Linked DNA regions of Homo sapiens: region 1 is linked to region 2. Evidence: chromatin contacts called from ENCODE Hi-C or POLR2A ChIA-PET data. All regions are on one chromosome and are shown on one strand. Each heading gives the region's core, a stretch centred on a gene start or an enhancer-like site at or near the end of the contact. The rest is flanking DNA. Distances are from core to core; before and after follow the strand shown.

Region 1 (2,700 bases), core at 186-2,685, 49 kb before region 2:
AAGCAGGGAGCCCAGAGTGCTAAGTTCTTACAGCCAGAAGGAAGCTTATAGATTTCTGAAAACCGCCCCTTTGTTTTTAAAAAGATCAACACAATTTGACTTTCTCAAGGTCAAAACGAACTAGAATCCAGATCTGCTCATGGCAAAAATGGGGGTGTTCTGAGAATTCCAGCTTTGGGCCGCACTGTACAGCAGTCTGGATAGAGTGTGATCTGAGAAGGGAATGGGTCTGGGTTGTTCCACCCCTTCCGAGTTCCAAAAAGAGGGAACTGGTTTTCTTGGTTCTCAGCCCAGCAGCACCTATCCTGGCTCTTGGTCCTGGCCTGCAGCCAAGTGCTGTTCCTAGCCTGAGGCTTGAGACAGGTGGGGTTGGCTCCTCACCAACCCCAGTTCCGTCCCATCCTGAGGGCAAGATCCTGGGCTCATAGGCAGTCCCTTTCACTTCCTTGTCTTGCTCCCTGCTATGTTGGAGATGAATGTGACTAAAAGGGCCATCTTGCTGGCTTAATGTGTGGCTGGAGAGACCAGCCTGGAGACAATGTGGCAAAATGGGGCGCTTCATCCAGTCTGTCTAAGCCCTGTCGACTTGGGGAGGTGATTTCTTTCCTGGTTCTATATGTGAAGCAAAATAAATGTTTTAAAATTAAAAGCAAAAAAAACAAAATGAACCATGCAGCCTGAGTGGTAAATGGAAGAACAAGGGGCACGTCTACTTTGGTTCTTGTGGGCGTGTTTGGTTGCCTACATGCATTGGGCAAATCTGCAGCACCAGCTGCCAGCACTGCTCCTTCCTGCGGCTGGCTCTTACTCCACTCCAATTTTAGGCAGGTCACACTATCAGGGCAGCTCGCTGCTGTTGATGCTGCCTGCCCTGTGGGAGGGCAACAGAACCTTGGGATGTTTTTTAAGCGTGGTCTGAGCACACCCCTTATCAAAATTTGGCAACCTAGAATAAATGCAGGTTCCTGGATCCTGCCCCAGACCTAATCACATCCCCAAGGGTGAGTCTGCAAGGCAATCTTCTACAACCACCATCTGAGTCCTAAAGCAGGCTTCCCCAGGAGCCTAAGTCCTAATTCTAAATCCATATAATCTAGTGATAACAATCCCTTGCCCATGTAACCCTCTCAAGTCTGAGATCCTTGATCTTTGCACAACCGAGTGCAGGAGGCAAGGTTTCGCGCAGGGCCCCCTTTCAGAAGACCGGTAAGGTGAGTTGCCCTCGGTGGAATGGGACTAGACCTGGTGTCAACACACCGCGCGGTCTGGAGAGAGGTTCCCAGTCCCTGCCTGCCGGGTGGGAGCTGGGACCTAAGACCCAGGTGGCCATCTGTCGCGACCCCCAGCCTAGGGCAGGTCCAGAGTCCTTCCTCTGACCCTCTCCCTCGAGGCAGCGCGCTTCTTCGAGCGCAGCACTGGCTTGCCAGACGCAGCTCGAGTGTCGCATGGAGCTCGCCTGACCCCTGCCGGCTGCCCGCGGGGTTGGGTTGCAAACGCGCGGAGCCAGCCTATATGGCCTTTGCCTGGGGTTCAAGGCCCCCAGTTTGGGATTTCAGGACTCAACGACGTTTTGTTTTAGCCAATAAGGACATGAAAGGGAAGAGGGGTTGGGGGAAGCCTATCCTCTATTACCATCATTTCATAAAAGGCTTTTTTTTTTTGAGACGGAGTCTCGCTCTGTCGCCCAAGCTGGAGTGCAGTGGCGCAATCTTGGCTCACTGCAAGCTCCGCCTCCCAGGTTCACGCCATTCTCCTGCCTCAGCCTCCCGAGTAGCTGGGACTACAAGCGCCCGCCACCATGCCCGGCTAATTTTTTGTATTTTTAGTAGAGACGGGGTTTCGCCGTGTTAGCCAGGATGGTCTCGATCTCCCGACCTCATGATCTACCCACCTCGGCCTCCCAAAGTGCTGGGATTACAGGCGTGAGCCACCGCGCCCGGCCGACTTTTTTTTTTTTTTTTTTTTTTTTTTTTTTTTAAGACGGAGTCTCACTTTGTCATCTAGGCTGGAGTGCAGTGGCGCGATCCCAGCTCACTGCAACCTCCACATCTAGGGTTCAAGCGATTCTCGTGCCTTAGCCTCCCAAATAGCTGGGATTACAGGCATGTGCCACCATGCCTGGCTAATTTTTGTATTTTTAGTAGAGACGGGGTTTCACCATGTTGGCCAGGCTGGTCTCAAAGCCCTGGCCTCAATTGATCCACCGGCCTCAGCCTCCCAAAGTGCTGGGATTACAGGCATGAGCCACCACGCCCAGCTAGGCCAGGATTTTTATTTGTTTGTTTATTTATTTATTTTTGAGACAGGATCTCACTCTGTCACCCAGTGCAGTGGCGTGATCTCAGCTTACTGCAGCCTCGACCTCCCTGGCTCAAGGATCCTCTGGCCTCAGTCCTCCCCCTTGCCACCCACCCCCAGCCCCCCAGTAGCTGGAACTAGAGGTGTGCACCACCATGCCAGACTAATTTTTGTATTTTTTGTAGAGCCGGGCTTTCACCATGTTGTCCAGGCTGGGCTCAACTGCTGGGCTCAAGCGATCCTCCTGCCTCCACTTTCCAAAGTGTTGGGATTATAGGCGTTGAGCCAGTGTGCCCAGCCCTTAAATTTTTGTATATGCTTTATGTTCACTGTTTTAAAAAATACTACAGTTTTTAAAAGCTTATTTAAAAAAATAAAAGTCCCCTGTCCCTCCTATCCCCA
Region 2 (2,700 bases), core at 7-2,506:
CCCTTCTGAATTCATCTGATCACTGGTAGCTCCATTCTCCCACTGGTATCTTCTATTTTCCATCACCTGCTCTGTACAGTCCGCCCTCGAGTCAGCTGCTTCCTCCCTTCTAGCCATTCCATGATATGCTCCTTTAATCTCTGAAGGGCCGTGATTAGAAATTTAGGTTTTAGACTCAGAACCACCCATACTGAGTCACATCTTCCCTGAGCCTCTGTTACTTCAGCTGTACAAAGGGAATGTCCACACTAGCTCCCTGCCAGGGTGGCTGTAACAACTAAAGGAGATAATGAATATAAAACACTTAGTGGGCGCTGTCCTCAGTACACTTGGGCTCTAATCATATTCCTCTGCTGCTTCAGAGGCTTGCTGGCTCTCTGCAGGCAGCAAGCACATAGCTGGACCAAGTCTGGCTACTGAGCCAGGTTCCCAGTGGGAAATGGTGGTTGCTGACATCCAAAGCACTTCGGGTCTGCTGTCCGCCCAAGTGACCAGCCTGGTGCCATGGAGCACACATCTAGCTCCAGGCAAGGAGACTACGTGCTGTTTCCCTGCTGTTTTGTGCCCCCAGCTCCTCACCCTTCCAAATGTGTGTTGGCCACACCAGCAGCTGATGGACCAATGTGTCAGACCCTCCCCAGAGTGCCCAGTTATCCCACTGCCTCATGAGGAGAAGGCAGAGGAGGGGAGACTCCATTTCCAGACATTTCAGCATTACCCAGTGGACAAGCACTGTAGTCAGTCCCCAGGTATTGCTAAACACAAGGGTCACCATGGAGACTGGTCAGTGTCTGACAGTTCTGCTTCTCCTTCCTGGAGTGGCCACGACCTGCAGGACGGAGGGAGTTAAGGGTGGCAAGGGGGAGCACACCGAGGGCTCCGCTTCCAGCTGGAAAGACCAGCCTCCGGCACGTCTGGACTCGGAGAGAGCGCTGCCCGCCTCCCTGCCTCCAGACCCGTTGCTGGAGGAAGGGCTAGGACAGGCCTGAGTTTGTGGCGAATCCCCCTTGTCCACTTCCCTGAGGACACACGCTGCAGGAGAGCAGCCTCGAGTCTTTTCTGCCTTCGAGGTCTCAGGAGCTTTTGTCCCCAAGCCCAGAGGACAGGGGTGGCCCTGACTCAGGCGCCCTCTTCCGGGTAGGGGTCCGCGTGCGCCCTCCCAAGCCCGCGCCCCGCAGGGGCGCCCGCCCCTCTCCCCGCCCCCGGCGTGGGCCCGCCCCCGCGCCTGTGTCACTGCGAGGCCGGGGGTGGAGAGCGGCCGGGCGGGACATCCGGCCCGGGTCCCTCGCCGCGCCCGCCGCCCGCCGCCCGCTTCGGCGCCGCAGCCCGGGAGCCGGCCACCCCTACACGCGCCAGGGCTGTCCCCTGCCCTCCCCTCCCCAACTACCCCCGGTCCCAGACCCTCCTCCCGCCCCCAGCCCGAGCCCGCCTTCCAGGCCGCCCTCGGATCGGCCGGGCCCGCGCAGGCCCCCACCCCTTGAGCACCATGTTCCCCCGCCCGCTGACCCCGCTGGCGGCCCCAAATGGCGCCGAGCCCCTGGGCCGGGCGCTGAGGCGGGCCCCTCTGGGCAGGGCCCGGGCGGGGCTGGGTGGGCCGCCCCTGCTGCTGCCGTCCATGCTGATGTTTGCGGTGATCGTGGCCTCCAGCGGGCTGCTGCTCATGATCGAGCGGGGCATCCTGGCCGAGATGAAGCCCCTGCCCCTGCACCCGCCCGGCCGCGAGGGCACAGCCTGGCGCGGGAAAGCCCCCAAGCCTGGGGGCCTGTCCCTCAGGGCTGGGGACGCGGACTTGCAAGTGCGGCAGGACGTCCGGAACAGGACCCTGCGGGCGGTGTGCGGACAGCCAGGCATGCCCCGGGACCCCTGGGACTTGCCGGTGGGGCAGCGGCGCACCCTGCTGCGCCACATCCTCGTAAGTGACCGTTACCGCTTCCTCTACTGCTACGTCCCCAAGGTGGCCTGCTCTAACTGGAAGCGGGTGATGAAGGTGCTGGCAGGCGTCCTGGACAGCGTGGACGTCCGCCTCAAGATGGACCACCGCAGTGACCTGGTGTTCCTGGCCGACCTGCGGCCTGAGGAGATTCGCTACCGCCTGCAGCACTACTTTAAGTTCCTGTTTGTGCGGGAGCCCTTGGAACGCCTCCTCTCTGCCTACCGCAACAAGTTTGGCGAGATCCGAGAGTACCAGCAACGCTATGGGGCTGAGATAGTGAGGCGGTACAGGGCTGGAGCGGGGCCCAGCCCTGCAGGCGACGATGTCACATTCCCCGAGTTCCTGAGATACCTGGTGGATGAGGACCCTGAGCGCATGAATGAGCATTGGATGCCCGTGTACCACCTGTGCCAGCCTTGTGCCGTGCACTATGACTTTGTGGGCTCCTATGAGAGGCTGGAGGCTGATGCAAATCAGGTGCTGGAGTGGGTACGGGCACCACCTCACGTCCGATTTCCAGCTCGCCAGGCCTGGTACCGGCCAGCCAGCCCCGAAAGCCTGCATTACCACTTGTGCAGTGCCCCCCGGGCCCTGCTGCAGGATGTGCTGCCTAAGTATATCCTGGACTTCTCCCTCTTTGCCTACCCACTGCCTAATGTCACCAAGGAGGCGTGTCAGCAGTGACCATGGGTGTGGGGCCAGCAGCTGGTGGGGACTGGTTTCAACGCCAGCTTTCTGTGCTTCTGCCTGTCATTCGGAGAAACTCT

The links. A loop is a pair of places that touch in the nucleus more often than their neighbours do. ChIA-PET counts read pairs that join two places held with the same protein, here RNA polymerase II (POLR2A). Pooled maps may share reads with other maps.
Region 1: a loop to region 2 is called in a pooled map, with 3 times the contacts of the local background. The contact joins the enhancer-like site here to the promoter of CHST14 in region 2. A Hi-C loop is called at or near these places in 1 of 168 maps with a recorded cell type or tissue (CD4-positive, alpha-beta memory T cell) and 6 of 50 pooled maps. POLR2A ChIA-PET finds 5 or more read pairs at or near these places in 12 of 52 experiments (Caco-2, GM12878, H1 and 7 more).

Annotation. Positions count from the first base shown.
Region 1 is chr15:40,420,641-40,423,340 of GRCh38, forward strand. It overlaps IVD (isovaleryl-CoA dehydrogenase), which reads left to right. Exons shown (of 12, transcript NM_002225.5): 12 at 1-668. Among named protein-coding and RNA genes, the nearest start is that of IVD, 16 kb to the left of the region's middle. Within about 2 kb of position 1,436, at least 9 of the 41 ENCODE cell types and tissues checked have a DNase peak (open chromatin) inside an H3K27ac peak, as active enhancers do.
Region 2 is chr15:40,469,728-40,472,427 of GRCh38, forward strand. It overlaps CHST14 (carbohydrate sulfotransferase 14), which reads left to right and starts at 1,257. Exons shown (of 1, transcript NM_130468.4): 1 at 1,257-2,700. The coding sequence starts at 1,487. The coding sequence ends at 2,617. RefSeq lists enhancers at 729-838, 2,121-2,700 and silencers at 1,129-1,368, 1,419-1,668.